Regions from separate parts of the Homo sapiens genome. Here region 2 is linked to region 1. The links are chromatin loops, found by intact Hi-C in ENCODE. Cell type or tissue: heart left ventricle. All regions are shown on one strand. Each heading gives the region's core, and the rest is flanking DNA. Links, peaks and the distances in the headings are about the cores only.

Region 1 (8,334 bases), core at 270-8,269:
TTAGATTGTCTCAGCCCCACCTAAAAAACACACCCAAATAATGACTTGTTGAAGAACTATAAATCTTTTCGGCCTCTGAGTTTGGAAAACCATTTCAGTGAAAAGGCTTTGCTGTGAAATGCTAAAGAAATTCCTAACCTTCTGCTCACTGAGGAAGAGCTGCTACTTTTATTTGCTGAGCTTTAATTTGTTGGATGGGGAAATTTTTCAGGTTGGTAAAAAAGGATGGAGGGGAAAAAACAACTTTTGCAAACTTTATCTGGTCTGTATTATAAGCCCCAGTTTTGTCTCACTGAACCCAAGCTGGGTCTACAAAAAGTAGCTAGAGATTGAGATTTATTGGTCTCTAAATGAAAAGATTCATTTGATATAAGAGGTTAACTCAAAGTTCCTACACCGTGACTAGCTTCAGCAAATGCCTTTGTTGGGTCAGCACAAAAGCAGTTCAAAGAAATCTTAAAAACACACCGAGATATAGACACACAAACACATTGTCCCACTTAAGCCACAAATGCAATTCTCTTTTCTTTGTCATTTTTTTTCTGTCATTACAAACCTCCAGCTTCTTCCTAAATGGCTGGGATGGTCTCCCCCAACCCATCAAACTTTGCCATTTTGTATCTTTTGCTTTTGCTAGAACTCAATGAAAGAATGAGGGGGTATGAGAAAGTAAAAGGGGGGAAGTGAACTAATTTGGATAAAGCAGAACACTTTGTAAATGAGGTGCATTGAGGCTAGAGAGATACAGATGGAGGAGAGGGGCTCTAGGATTAAAAATAGGCATACTGGTTGGAAACTGATGAAATGGGTTTTCAGCGATCAGTCTATGGATTCAATAGGAACCTGGCAGAATGTAAGGTTGTGATGAGGAGACCACGAGTGAGAGTGAATTCGTCAGAAAGAGTGAGAAGGGAGAAAATAGCAGCAAGGACCTGAGATCCCTTGCAAGGAGCAGACTATGGAGATGCTAATGAGGGAAAATTAACCTTCGGGTTGGGTCTGTGACATGGGCCTTCCACTGAATGTCTGATCCAGGGGCTGCCAGCAGCTTCCCTCTGCACCAGCGAAATGAGATAATCGCTCTGAAACCTCCCAACCTTGGTGCAAGCAAGCTCTGAGACTGTTGTGGGGAGCAGAATGTAACTAACAGCTCCTTCCAAAGAGACAAACAAATAGCAACTAGGACCACAACCAGGCGCCAGAGCAAACCTGCAGTTGTGGGTACATTTGTTCAACTCCAGAGCCCCTCTAGGCTGGCACATTGAAGGAAGGGAGGAGCAGGTATGGAAAACGAAAAAATATCTTCATCTCTGTTTGTTCCAGTCTGTCGCCAAAGGCCCTGGATAACCGGGCCTCAGTGAGGCAACACAAGGGATAAATGGATTTTATCTCCAGGAGCGTGGCCACTGGGCCAGGGGATTATTGCTTAGCCAGAGAAAATGTAGTGGGGAGGGGAATAAAGAAAAGAGAGAAGTTGAGGAGGACAGACACAAAAACAAACAAACAAAAAAAATTCAAAGGGAAATTCTGAAAGTGGTTTCCTGTCACATACACTGAGACATTAAAACACACACACACACACACACACACACACACGGATTTTATTAAACAAACAAGCCAACAACCAAACGCACATCAAAACTACATTTGCTCCTGCTGTCATAGGAAAAGAGGGTTTGGAATGATTGTAGGGTTCTGGTAGGAACCCTTCTGGCCTTTACTACTATCAGTACCTCCCCATCCCCTCACCCCCCGCCCCAGCATTTTCATAAACGCTCTGAAGTCCCCGCTGGAGAAGGGGCCGCACTAGAGGCTGCAAGCAAGGGGAGGACTCCCTGTTGGAGGCGAAGGGGTCATGTTTCCAAGTAGAGACATCAGCAAACCACAATCTTAGTGACAGTGACAGCGCAAAATTATGTTTAATGTTGCAAGGGGGAAAGGGGAAATATAAAATTAGCGCAAAGAAAATGTTTCCCAGACCTTCCTCACAATTAGGGCATACGGATGGGCACAACGGCGGGGTCGACAGTGGGGATGGTGGGGCCTAGCCGGGCGACCGTGTTGGGTGGAGGCAAAGGCCGGAGTCCTCACTCCCCAGGAGGAAAAGGAAAGCTTCTGGAGAGAGATTAATGACACTCCGCCCAATCACTTCACTGGGTTCGGAACCTTTTTTGCAGAAGAGGGGATGTTCTAGATTTCCCATCCTGGCGGAGATGACAGTTCAACGACCGGCCTACTCAGTCCCAAAGCCACAGGGCGTTTTAATTAGTGATGAGGCTGGTGGAGGGGCTGGCGGAGCCTGGAAGGCGGAGAAGGAAATGCGGAGGGGGAGACGCACAGCCCCAGACCCCTCCCCCTCCTCGCCGGAGCCTCGGGAGCTGTAGGCAGAGGATGCTGAAGCGAAGTAAGAATTACTTAATAAATTAGCTGCCCCTCTTTAGAACTTGCTGTCAGCCCCGCCTCGGCAGCCGCACGTAGGCGAGCGAGACCCCACTGCCTTCTCACTACGCCCCTGGATCTCCATAGGCGCACCCCCACCCCCAACCAGGGTCTTGGACAGGCAGACAGCCGACAGCCCAAGGGATTGGCCCAGAGAGGGCCAGGGAGGTGGGAACGGTGGCATTTTCAAGGAGGAAGCAGTTTCTGTTCAGTGCGGGAGATTATTTCCTCAGCTGCTTATTTAAAGAGACAGAGATGAGAGAGAGAGAAAGAGAGGTTGATTCCCTTCTTGTTGTGGTTATAAAAAATTTAATTTTGCCTTTGTCTAGAAAGCACTGTATTATTGTGATTATTAAACAACATCGTTTCCCTTCTCACTGCCAGGCAAGGGAAGGGGGAAGAAAGAGAGAGGATTAAGGAACATTTATTTAAAAAATAATACATATTACAAATAAGTGTATTTTTAAAAACTAAACCAGGCAGATAAAGGCAGATGAGAAACTGCAATGAGAGAAAGGGGCGGGGGGAGAAAATCGTTTGATTATTTAAAGGCTAATCTAGGCAGAAGAATCAGAAAAAAGAAACTTGGGAAAATAAGGCAGCTGCCATTTCCTACGTGTTAGCTACATGACTTGAAAAAAAATAGGAAAAGAAGCTATTCTTAGGTATAGCCAGGGTTGTAGTTTTATACTTTGATTTTAGCAACAAGTATGAAAAGATCTAAACTAATTGATTGCTGAGTTCCTTGGCCCTTTTCCAAAGAGCAATATAGATTTAATTGTATGTTGCTTAAAACTCCATTTCTCGAACAGTGTGAAGCATGTAATAAAAGTCATAAACCGTATCGGAGATTTTTTTTCCCCCACAAGCATAAATACCCAACTGACACTTGGAAATCTTAGCTAATACTCCTTATGGGTTAAAACAAAACAACAAAAAACAACAACAAAAAAGGCATCTGTGAGGGGGAGCCACATAATAAAATCCAAACTGTTAATCCATTTTAACTCATTCAAAAGAACCTGCAGTTGCGGATGGGTGTTTTGCAGAGGCGGGGCTGGGGTGAAGATACCCCACATCAGACACCTGATCTGCTCAAATTCGGTCCATCTAAACCACTCTCCCCTAAAGGAAAGAAGTCTGGCCTACAAAAAGACACCAGAAATATCTCCACCAGAGAAAATGGATCTGAAAGTTGCAGCCGAACTGCCTGGCCAGAACTCTCTGGCCAAGAGACAGGGAAGCCACTCCGCGGCTTTCGCTCTCCGCTGCCCCTAGCCTGGCATCCCCCAAGGAAAGAGACCGGCCTGGAGAGGCCGTGGGAGCGCTCCAAAGCGGCGCGGCAAAATCCACCCCTCTCCCCCTCCTAGGCAGCTCCCCCTTTCCCATTGTCCTCCGTTATCCCTGACCCCCAGTTGCTGTTGGGGTCCAAAACCACCCGCGGCTCCCCCTCGGCCAGCTGTATGCTGCAGAAGCGAAGAGTCCCGGCCACGCCTGCGATTTGGTCGGAGATCTGCCGCTGCAGCCAAGTTCGCGGCCGCCATCAAGCTGGCGGCTGCGCGCGTCTCGGGCCGTGCCCTGGCGTGGCCACGCGGGCCGGCTGCAGGCGGAGATCTGTAAAAATCCACGTGAGCCGCCCCCTCCTCCTGCTGCCCGCGGCCCCTGACACTGCAGCATTGAAGCCTGCCCGGAGGTCCCCGAGGTCTCCGAGTGTGACAGTACTCAGCATAGCGGGTAGATGGCACAATTTTCTAACATTTAGAGAGAGGAACCCACGCTGGGAGCAATAAGTCCATTTAAAAGCCCTTTATTTAAAAGGAACAAAGATAACTGACAAGCGAAGTACAGAGACATCTCAATGAAATTTCCAAAGAAGAAAGAGAAATCAGAGGCTAAAGCAAATGCGAACTGGGCTTGATGGAACAGGCCAGCACTTTCCTCCCCCTCAAAAGGAGAGCAGATAAAAGACAAAAAGAAAGAGGTGGTGGTCATTGGGTCTGTGCGGTAAGGATCACAGACCAAACCAAATTCTAAAAGTCCACAGCCACTAAACTTTAAAATGGCCGGGTGGCCTCGGTGGGGGAAGGTGAAGGAGAAGCTAGATCAGTTTGGGGGAAAGAGATATGGAAGTTTTGCCCCTGCCTTGGAGGCTCTTCCCCAACCTTTGATAACAGGTATCTCTGCTTTGGCTTGGGGTCTAGGGAGCCCCAGGAGGATGGGCAGGCAAGGCATTCGTTCTGGGCACATCTGAGCCCTTCCAAGGGGCTGGGCACCACAGGCTTCTGTCCTACAGCCACGTTTCCTACAATGGGGCCCAGGGCTGGGCCGAGTCAGCCACGATCCCAGACACTAAGATTTGGTCAAAAGCAGGGCACTTAAGCTCACACTCAGAGACTTGGGTACAATTGTGCCCCTTCCAAACTAAGAAGGGCACGATGGCACCCACTGATGTCTCCTGGCAACGCCAAGACAGCCCACACTTCATCTTGTGCTCTGGCACCGCCACCACCCTCTCCCTCCCCACCAAACCTACACGCCAGATCGATCCCCCTTGCCAGGAGAGCCTCAAGCTGAGAGGAGGAAACAGAGGAGGGGGCGAGAGGCCAAGGGATCCGTGAGGCCACCTCTCTGGTCATCCGGGCCGGCCTCTGGCCCCCAGCGACCCTGGCCAAGCAGGACCAGCGGTGGGAAGGGGCACGGCAGCTATCGTCCGCAGGGGGTCAAATGATTGCATTTGGGTGGGTGCTCGCCGACATATTTGCTGAGTAAACCTCCCTCGCTGGGCTGAAGGCGAATCCCCGTTGATAAATCCATCATTACCGTTCGGATTCAGGGAGGCAGCCGCGCCACTAAATTCATCTTACATTCGTAGCGCTTTAATAGACATTTATGAAATGCTTTTAGAGAGAGGCATGGGGTGCGTGATTACATCCTAGTTATAGACAGAACATAAAGACCCACGTTAACACCCATTTGCAGGAAGGAAGGAAAAGGTGGGGAGGGGGTGGTAAGGCAGAGAGATGAAGTGAGGAGAGGCAAGGAGAGATGGGGCGGGCAGGGGCACGGTGTCTAGGCGTTATTAACGAGGGCTGCCTGGCGGGAGCCTCGGAAAGTGACAGGCTGCGGAGAGAAGTACTCGCTCCCCTCGCAGTTCCTGGGGCTTCCCTTCCCTTGCCCCCCACCCACAATCCCCCCGTGGTGGGCTCGTATTCTCTCTGCCAGGGAACAAGGGACGCCGCACTGCCTCCGCCGACCCTTCTGTCCCTCCAACCCCCACTGCTTCTTCACTTTATTCCAGGCCTCTCCAACTTCGACCCTTTGGAGTGGCCAAACCAGAAAGAGAAGGGAGGGAGTCCCCGCATGCCGAGGACCCCAAGAACTCCTTTAAAGCATCCTCTTCACCCCACCTCACCCCCAACCCAGAGAGCAACAGAGCTGGGCCAGGTTCCTGCAGCAGAAAGCAGACGCCCAGGCCACCGGGCGGAGTACATCTGCTTGCTCAGAGGGTTCCTTGGCCTGGCAGTCTTTGCGGAAGGACCCCCTGCTCTGCGCCAGGAGGAAGCCATGCCACTTTCGCGCCTTCCATCATCTCGTGCCTGGGAACTTGCCCTGGACTTGCCCCGCGCCCCCCGACCTCATCCTCAGGGAGCTGCTCCTGTAGGGATGCCTGGGCCTCCAAAGGGCCTAACGCCTTCCTGAGGGCCCCATTAGCTTCGCCTAGAAGCCCAGTCCCCGAGCTTTGCCGGCTCTGCGCGCGCTCTCACCGCGCCCTCGCTCCCCCGGGACGCAGCCACCGACCCGGGCCGGGACAGCAGCCGGCAGGACTCCGGGCCCTCCCTGGCTCTTGGTAAAGAACACTTCCGCTATCTCAAAGTTGCCATAAGAAAATAAATACAAGTGACATTGTACTGGGCCAAAGCTCATTAGTTCGTTGTCCAGGCCTAATAAAGGAACAGAAGCGCAAATTATAGAGTTCAGCTTCAACACACGCTCTGTCACCCGAGATCAGCGCACCGCGAGCCTGATTCCAATTGCTCCGAACTTGCAGCGCAGTTCGCCCCCCACCCCCTCCTCTCAAGCAGGAGGTTGGGTGGAAAAATATAGTTCCAAAGGGGGTAATGATCAAGCTTTTCCTCTCGGAAGCCTGCGCCACCTCATTTCCCATCAGTAATCCCAATAAAATTAACGTCGTGGCTGCAATTGAAAAGAGGAGGGCCCGCAACACTCCTGAAATAACACACTCTCCCCAGCAAAAGGTAAAAAGCAAAACGGCCCTTTGTTCAGCTAATTAACGAAGGCCCAACTCCGAAAGCAGATGTGTTTGCTTAGCTAATCACAAGCATGTTTCTTTCAAGGAACGTCATTTCGAGGGGGCCGCTCCGGGGGAGATGGGATAGAGGGACACCACCCCCCAGGCCCATTCTGCCTCGGGTCTCTCACCCCGGTCTAAGATCCAGAGGCTGAATCCAGGCAGCCCGTCTTTCACACCTTTCTTCCCCTCAGCCCTACCCCAGAGGCCCCATAGGCAGAGACTTCAGCGCTAGCCCCAAGGCCAAACCTGCAAGACACGAGGGGGAGAAAAATAAAAGTTTTAATGACACAGATGCCATATTAAATGAGGCAGTTTTACAATTCACTTTGAATAGGACGCTAACTTATTACAAGTGTGTTATCAGAAGGACGATAAGATTTACAACTCCAAGAGTCAGCTTTGCGCCTTAATGACAATGGATGTTAAGAGGAGGAAATCTGTTCTCTATTAGAGGAGATGAGAATCCCTTCCCGGGTTTGGGGGCATTTACAGAGGCCTCCAGGACAGATACCAAGCCCTTTGTGTCTCTGTATGAAAGATTCTCTCTTTCCCCTTTGGCTATGAAATAGGGTCTCCTTGTTGGGTTAGCACCTTGCTCAGCTTTTTACCGTGTGCTTGGGATAGAAAAAACAGAAGGAAAACGAGATAGAATTGGGGATGGAGATAGAGGTGGGGTGGGGAGCGGTTCTTAGCCCTCTGGTTCCTCCAGTAGTACTACTTCCCGGTCTTTCTTTACCATACAAAAAATAGCTTTCCCCTAAACCAACACAGTAAGCAAACTTTAAAAAACTGAGGTCCTATTACAAACCAACGCCCAGCACTAACTGCTTTAAAATTACTGCATAATTAGATTTAGTTGAATTTCACCATTAATTAGGCAGCCGCACTGCAGGGAGCCTTTGAAATCTGAGAAAATGGGAAAAATCATCTGAAGCACGTTTTTTAAGCCCAACTTCAATAAATCTTGACGAGGCCTGGAATTCAGAGAGTATCCCAGGCGGCTGAGGGAGAGGGTTGTCCAGGCCGGGGCTGGGGATGGAGCTGGACGTGGCGGGGCGATATCCCATCCGCCCGAGAAGGGAGCCTGGGCCCGGATCCACTATCTCTGCAGAGGCCCTCAGAAGACCCTCTCTAGGAGGCCAGGTCTGTCCCACGGCCGCCCTTGCCCACTCTCAAACCTATTAGAGAAAGAGGGTCCTCCGCTGCAGTCGCTCTCCTGCCAGGGGCACAGTCCACGCGGGCTCACACATTTCTAGGGTCTGCGACCACCCGCCTGGAACCGGCCCTCAGCCCCTGCTAGACCCTCCCACCCCCCAATCAACCCTCCGCCCGGAAAGCCTCCTTTCCCACAACTTGGGCGTGCAAAAGCAGCAAGTTCTGCCCAAGTCCAGCGGGGTTCGCATTCCGCCCTCCCCACCGCGCCCCAGCTCCGCTCGGGCCCGCGCAAACCCCGGCGCAGCCCCTGCATTAATGAGCGCGAGAACTGACCGAGGTCTGTAAAGACCGTCCTCTTCCCATCCCCCTATACCATTCAAACATTTAAGATCATTTGCGGATACAGACTTTTTATTTTTCTAATTTGG
Region 2 (8,334 bases), core at 281-8,280, 740 kb after region 1:
GCCATTTATTCTTTTTGGTCGTTCCTCTCACATTTTTTTGAATATTGGAATTTATCTCAACTTTCCTTTGGAACAGTTAACCCTTTTTCTTTATCTTTCATGAACAGAAAAGATTAGAGGGTGCTTGTAATGGAAACTTTATTATTCAGTGAAATTGGAATCTCAGGCCTGATCAGAGAGGGGCATGGAGAAACAGAATATGAAATTTTCAAATTATGGAAAAGTTAGGAATGTGAAAATTAAAGAAATAAAGGCCTACCCTGATCAATATTCATGTTTCCTCTATGGAGGCCACCATTTGGAGACATCAAATTGAGGAAATAAAGGCCCACCCTTATCGATGTTCATGTTTCCTATATTGAGGCCACCATTTGGAGTCACCATTTGGATACACTTGGTTTGATACATTTAGGATGGAGGGAGGAAGAAAGGCTGAAAAGGGTTTTAGATCATGGTGCGCATCCCTAAAGGCCTAGAGGCTCAGTTAAATTTCTTCCTCAGACAACCATGCTCTATAATGACAGACACCAAAAATAGAAAACATTTAAAAAATGGTTCATGATTACACATACCAGCTCAAAGGAAATGACAAACAATTTTGTCAGGAAGCATCGAAAAATGCAGTGACCACAGTGAACATTTCATCACAAACCTCTCTTTTCTCAAATATAGTATCAGGCCATCTTTAATGCTCTTATGTTTGGAAATATGACTCTATTTAAGCATGACATTTTAACTCCTGAGGGAAAATGTCTCTATGTTGTAGTATGATAAGTTAGAATCGTAGAACTCAAAGTTCTGGAATTAAAATTAATATGAAGGACTTCTCATTTGTACTAAAGATATAAAGCCCCAATTTGATTTATAAATATTCTGCTGTCTTGTTGATTAAATAGATAATTTTTCAAAGGAAAATTTTGCTGGTGTATTCTCCATCATAATATTCTTGGCATAATTTTCTAAACTAATGTTTAAGTAGATGAATTAAAGCCATCTTTAACATCATAATACTCACTCTGGAGTTTTCAGTTCTCACCTAAGAAAAGCTAAGTTTCAAACACTAAACAAAAAGAGAAAAGTCAAGCAGGAAACTAGTACACACACACACACACACACACAAAACAATTGTGCATCCTTGGTTAAGGAAACTTTTCTTCCGACTTTCTAATTTCTAACTAACTAAAGTGAAAAATAACAAGCTTACAATGGAAATAAATCCAACAAGTAGGAGGAATTTGAGAAGCAATAGCAGTGGCGTATAAATTACATGCACACGCAGACATTGCCACACAGATATAAATAATCTTGTTTCAAATGGGCCATAAAGTTTAAATTACTTTCCACATCAACAAAGTAAGACCAGGAACAAAATACTAAAAACAAAAACAAAAACCCAGCTAACCTTGGTTAAAATAATACTGTGACCCTCTAAAGAAAACACAAAAAAGTAGTAGTTGATAACTTAATGGTTACCCTGGGTTTCCATAAACATGTCGCTTTCAACATTAAAAATACCATTGGCTTCTAATTTCTAAGAGCAGAGAAGCAAGAGGACTGAGGGTAGACTCCTGGATTTCCACCTTCATGTGTCTTAAATTGTTAATTCATGTAATATAAAGTTTTTGTAAGACTCTGACTCTTAATGTAATTAAAACTTTTCATACCTGTTGAGTTTTCAAAGTATTCAGGTACTTGTTTTTATAAAATAGTAAACAATTGGGGAGTGTTTTAAACTCTGAGTTAATAAAGCAATAGCCTCAAGATCTTGCATTAAAATCACAAAGGCAATATATGATCAATTGAGGAAAAATTGAAAGTGCAGAAACATGAAAGAACAAAGGAGAAAGAAGAGGAAGACAATTCAGCCATTCTACTTTGTTTCTCCTACATATTTCTGTGTGGTTAGAGGAGGGATTATCTTCTCCTACACACACCTATACACCTGTACATAAAATCGTGTTCATATTGTTTTGCAACTAGATCTTTCAGTTTACATTTTATGTGAATAAGTTTTTATGTCATTTATTTCTAGATATTTTTATTTAGATAATACTTCATTGTGTGCTTTCTGTATTTTCTGCATGTAATCTAATATTTCTGTAAACCTAAGTTGCTTTCAAACTTTTGCTGTTATACATACTATTGCAATGATCATTCTTGGACCTCTGTTTTAGTGAATACCCCCCATTTTTTTTCCATAGGATATTCCTAAATATAGAAATTCCTAACAGTGAAATTTCTAGGTTAAAGCATGTTGTGCTCTGAAAAGCTTCTATCGCTTTGTATCACCACACACAAAACTTCACTGTCTTACACTAACGCCAATCTGAAAAAGTAGAAATTGTAACAAATTAGTTTGCCTTTTTTTGACTTATGAAATTTTATCTATATTCATAAATGTACTGACTGAGTACTTGCCGAGTACTGACCAGGACTTGTACTGACCAAGTGCTGATCATTTTCTTATTAAATTGTAAGACCATTTTATTTATAAAGGATATTATCTTTTGGTAGGTCAAATATTTTGAACACTGTACCTAGGTTTTTATTTGCCTTACATTTTCTTACAGTGATCTTTTACTTCAAAATTTGTTTTGCTAGTGTAGTGAAATCTATCAATCATTGTTCCTTTGGTTTTCTGCTTATAAAGAATTTACTCTTGCAATAATTATAACTATCATTTATTGAAAGCTTACTATGTGCTGAGACATGTTCACTGAGTGAAAATAATTATTCACTTATTTTTTCTTTGCTTTTTCTTCTTTTTAGTTAAATTTTAATATCTCTGGAGTTTATTTTGGTAAATTATGTAAAGAAGGAATCTAACTTTATTTTTTGCCCAGTGATAGCCAGTAAAACAGGATTTGGTGAATAATTCAATTTTTCAAAATTGGATTTGAAATGCCACCTTTATTATGCATATTTTAATGGCAAAATGCAAAATAATCATGGCATACAAGACATTCTTCTGTGACTTGTGAAGACAATATTGTTAATTTTAATTTTCAAAAATATGTGTACATGGTTATTACTTCCATTAATAGTATGGTTCTTAGAGAAGTTCATGGATATTAATTAGAAACTTAGGCTTTCTTTTATAACTTAAGTTGCAATCTCAACTCTCAAGTGTATGTAAATTTCAACCGAATCATATAAAATAATGCTGACTAGTATTTTTACTGTAAAAATTATAACTAGAATCAGTAGCATAAACCTTGTCTTAGTCATTCCAATGGGACTCTACCCAGTGAAAATATTGTACACTTATGTTGCATATCAAGGTATTAAAAAAGCCATAGTGCGAATAATACCAGCTTGAATGCAATTTATAAACCTTATTTTATGTGTGTGAAAATACTAAAATACTTTATCTCAGATGAAGAATTAGCTTCCTGTCAGGAAAAATTTAAATTAAGACTTCTTGGTTTACAACTTGGCAAAATCACATCTGAAACCCATTTTTTGAAGCTCTATAAATCAGCAGAGCTCAGCAGAGTACAGTTTTGTTGTTATTATTGTATGTGAAAATATTTAGATCTGGACTGGCAGTGTTTCCCAATCGTGCCAAGTAAAAGCAATCACCTAGATATTAAATTCTGAAAAAATCAAAGAATATAAATGCACAGAAAAAAAGAACCCTAAGCACTATTTCTTTCTAAGAGTATGAATGCTATAAATAAATGATGGGCAGAATCTCTAGAATATGCTCAACCGTATCTTTGAAAAATATAAATATTAAGAGAGTGGAAAACTCTTTTTAATCAAATGTCTACCCAGGAGAGCCACCTTTCTTAAAACTATTTTTGAAATAGAAAATATGTAGAATTTTTCCTTTTACCATTTTGCTTTTCTGGACAGGAAACTATGATTTTTTGGGGGGAGGAAGAAGGGTTTCTTTGTTTGTTTATTTAGTTGAGAACTGTCTGTCTATATGAGCCCAGTTATATTTGATGCTTCTGCCCAAGGGTCTTTTTGCAGAATAAAACTAGAACAAGCACACCCATTGCATGGATGGCTGCAAGAGAATCTATTTCACATCTCTTGTATCATAAGTGGAAAAGCAAAGTTTCCATTTTATCATTTCTTACTCTATAAATATGGGTTCTGTCATAGCAAATTAAAATCACATTAACTTGTGATATGTTCTAATAAAATCTCTTGGTTAAAAAAATTGTGCATTATATTTTCTCAGAAGCGGTATAATTTACGAGGTTAAAGCAAGCACTCTGGAACCTGATCACCTGGGTTTCTGCCCTAGCTTCGCCATTTACTGTTTGTGTGGCATGGGGAAGTTATTTAACCTCCCTGAGCCTCAGTTTCCACACCTGTGAAAGGAGAGTAAAACCGTAAGGTTGGAAGGAAACTTGAAAGGCATTAATATATATAAAAGAACTTGGAACACTGCTGGGCACCTTTTAAGTTCCAGAAAAGATACAATTATTCCTGTTTTCTAATTGTAAATGACACAACTTTTAATGTTGGCTTTTTTAGTGTTTTGTAGTTTTGAAATTGACAGCAATAATGTAACTAGACTGTGCTGTTTGATTGGAACAGAAAAAAAAAAATCTTAAAATGACATAAGATAAGCCATGTCAAGTCATCTGATTTAATGCCTCTGACCAGAGTCCCCAGGCCCCTTTTGGTATAATCTTAGGCTAATCAAAGCCAGCAAGTCATCAGACCCTTGGATAACTGAAATAAAGTCCTAAATGTGATTTTATGAGATAACATAAAAATGGAAAATTTTTGTTTTTTTTCCTTTTCTTAAAATAATACTGAAGAAAAATAAAGTAACTAGACCATATTTTATTCTTATTTAACCAAAAGATTAGCACAGTGGGTTACTGGTTTTCTTCTACTTTTTTTTTAAATTTTCCATTAAGCAAATTCTTTTAAAACAAATTTGAACTTTTCCCATCCCAGTGATTCCCACGGACAGTTGGCAAAGAATCTTGGATAACTTGCAAAACTGGGATTTTTTCCAGGCATGAGTAACTTGTTAAAAAGCCACTATTTCCTTAATACTAACAGTAAATAGAGTTCACATCCACATAAATCCTCTGTGGCCCACTGGGGAAAGTTTTATATGTAAATGTGTGTGTGTGTATGTGTGTGTGTTTGTGTGTGTTTGTGTGTGTGTGTGTGTGAAATCTTTTTTTAATTCATAAAACACTTGACTCTCAGCATGTCTGTTTATATTTCACTTCTTAAAAATAAATACACACTTTTATGCCAGTTGAGGTTAAAAGGTATCCTTTTTCCAGTTGCCTGCTGTGTGCCAATGATTTTATGATGGATGGGTTTAGAATACCTGGCTAGAATTCTTGAAGAATATTTCCCTTCAATTTCTTCTATTTTTAAAAAAGAGAATAAAACTTAGTTACCATGTAATTAAAATACATGTTTTCATGAAATTTGATTTTATTGGAAAAGCTCAAGTAAATATTTTCAAGACTTACAGGAAAAACAAAATGTGTAATTTTAAATTCAAATAGCAAAATCAGTTTGCTTTTTGAGCATTGGGATGGAGTGTATGGTAACCTTTAGCAGTTACTATGAGTATAAATCTCCATTTTATCCATGGATAATAATAGGATTTTCCCATTTACAAGATTTGTTAAGGGAGACGTGCTTTAAAGTTATTATTGTAAAAGTCTGTTGTGTAGACGTGTTTAATGAGGCAGGCAGAGGTTAAGGGGGACTTTGCAAGACCACGTAATGATACAGCGTGGGTCAGGGACTAGAACTTACAGGGGGCATTTCTGTCCCATATCATTTGCCAGTGCTGCATCTATAGCAGAATGTTCTATAATCCTCTTTATCTGGGTGTTGAACAAGCAAACTTCTCTTGTCTTTGCACTGCTGGACTGGGTATATTTTGATAACAGGCAGTCCCGTGAGATATCTTGCATTTCCTGCTTCCGGTCAGATGTTCCAGAAGAATAACTTCTCTACATATGTTTTTGCATTTTTGATCACGATCCCAGCTGGAATCAGGAAGTTTGGAGGCAGCATGGAAATGGAAACTCGATGAAACTCACAGCAGCATTGTTTTGACTTGCAAAAATATTTAATTTTCTGGTGGTCCGAAAGGGGAAAAAAGTCCGTATCAGCTATTATCTACTTAAAACTATGCTACTACTTCAGTTCCTTATTCAATATACATTTTTATTTAAAAGAATAGGGTCCCTGTTATGTGGGAAAAGATTGCCCAAGGTCAGGTACCTAACCACAGAGAGACCTGAGGTGGGAACTTTTAAAATTCTTAATTGAGGACTTAATTAAAACAACATTAGGCATTACCACTGGCTTCAATTACTTCTTGTGCCCATATAAAACCTAACATCTTATAACTCCTCTAATGAACCTAATGTATTTAAACAAAGGAAGAAGGAAGAAATAGATAACTCAGTCTTCTCAAAAAGCTTAAAGATGAATTCTCGACATTGTGTTTTTTAAGACATTCTAAAAGAAATGCTTAATACTCAGCTTCACTTTGCTTATTTGTGGTTCCTTTGTGTACAGGTTGTCTAATTAGGATTAACTGAAAATATGTATGGAGTGTTTAGATGGTGGCTGGTCCCGAAAATGCATTAGAAAATGTGAACCCCTTTACTGATGCCTTTTTCTTTTTGGTTACTCACCTCAGGATGTAGGCCTGATACTTTTTAACAAACTGGGATTTTTAGAGACATCAATAAAACACTGTACCTAAGCTGGAGCTCGTTCTTTTGTCTGGCAAGATTCAGATTGAAATAGAATAGGTAGAAGGTAGGTTTTCTTGCTAATTTCTACCACCACTACTTACATTATTAATGTTTTATTAAATTTAGACGCACACATATGGTCATTGTGGCACTATCCACAATAGCAAAGACATGGAATCAACCTAAACACCCATCAATGGTAGACTGGATAAAGAAAATGTGGTACATATACACCATGGAATACCATGCAGGCATAAAAAAGAATGAGACCGTGTCCTTTGCAGGAACATGGTAGAGCTGGAGGTCATCATCCTTAAAAAAACGAATGCAGGAACAGAAAACCAAATACTACGTGTTCTCACTTATAAACGGCAGCTAAAAGTTGAGAACTCCCGGATACAAAGAGGGGAATGACAGACACTGAGGCCTACTGGGCGATGGAGGGTGGGAGAAGAGAGAGGATTAGAAAAAATAACTATTGGGTACTAGACTTGGTACCTGGGTGAGAAAATAATCTGTACAACATACCTCCATGACACACACGAGTTTACCTATGTAACAAACCTATACATGTACCCTGAACCTAAAATAAAAGTTTAAAAAATTTAGATAAACTCCTTAAGGAAAATAAACAAATATATATGTAAAAATATATATAAATATATAGTTATAAATATATATAAATATATATATATATATATATATGTAGTTATTCCTAAAATCCTGACACATTCTCCAACTGGGGAGATCCGACACAATTGCTGTCATTTTGTTTCAGACAAGCTGGAGAATGTCAATGGAGAAGTCCCAGGTATTTTCTCTCATTCAGCCCCTTTCCTGTGATCTGTCTGAAACTTCAAGAAGAGTTTGCTTTATTGTTGTTGTTTGGTTTTTTTTTTTTCTGTTTTTGCCTTTGTCTTTTCGATATCTTTTCCTATGAAAATTCCAAGGTGTGGTCATTTTTTGTTGTTGTTGGTATGGACCACATAAGAAAATAACCAATATTTATTGAGGATCAACGATGGGTCAGCCTCTTTTTATCCCTTGTCTCATGTAATCTCCTAGCAGTCAAATGACATAGGTGTTCTTATCCCTGTCTTTTATTACGAGAGGCTAGTTGTGGTTAAATTTGGTCAAGTTCATGGATACCATATGGCAAAGCTAGAATTCAAATCAAAGTTTATGCACCTTCAAAGACTGTTCTTTCCTCTGAGTTCCCTGCCCTTCTGTTTCTGTTAAGGGGTGGGATTCTGAGCACCCATCATCAGAGTTAATAAAGCAGAATTCTCCAAGAGTAAAATGCTCCAGGGCAAGCACACACAAGATGTGGTTTAAAAATACAGTTGGAAGGCATTTTCAATCAATGTTAACTTTCTTGGGTGGGATAACTACTTGATGTAGTGAATGCCTCTGCACTTGAAGAGATGCTCTGTGAAGCGTTTAGATGAGCAGAATTTGATATCTGCAGCTTACTTTCACATGATTCAGCAAAATATTAATCATCGGTGAATCCAGCTGCTAGGTATTTAGGTGTTCATTGTACTAATCTTTCACGACTTTCATAGACTTGAACATTTCCAAAATAAAAAGCTGGGGGTAGCGGTAACTTTTGTTCATTGTGGATAAC

What was found. A loop is a pair of places that touch in the nucleus more often than their neighbours do. Peaks named below come from ENCODE experiments on the same cell type or tissue, not always from the same donor. Only the 100,000 strongest peaks of a DNase experiment are listed, where the experiment ranks them.
Region 2: it touches region 1 in a loop (2.6-fold over the local background); 6 of 110 quality-filtered maps call a loop at or near these places.

What each region holds. Positions count from the first base shown.
Region 1 is chr15:96,341,544-96,349,877 of GRCh38, reverse strand. It overlaps SCDAL (stem cell derived angiogenic lncRNA), which reads right to left and starts at 6,981. Exons shown (of 2, transcript NR_198964.1): 1 at 6,880-6,981; 2 at 4,234-5,313. RefSeq lists enhancers at 7,478-7,997, 7,998-8,334. In heart left ventricle, for the core only: a CTCF peak has its summit at 4,164; DNase peaks (open chromatin) are centred at 2,397, 4,007, 6,107, 7,877 and 1 weaker place; H3K4me3 peaks cover 7,056 bases; H3K27ac peaks cover 7,162 bases; H3K27me3 peaks cover 6,242 bases.
Region 2 is chr15:95,601,582-95,609,915 of GRCh38, reverse strand. No RefSeq gene overlaps it. Among named protein-coding and RNA genes, the nearest start is that of LINC00924, 170 kb to the right of the region's middle. In heart left ventricle, for the core only: no CTCF peak of the experiment used is centred there; no DNase peak of the experiment used is centred there; H3K27ac peaks cover 2,404 bases.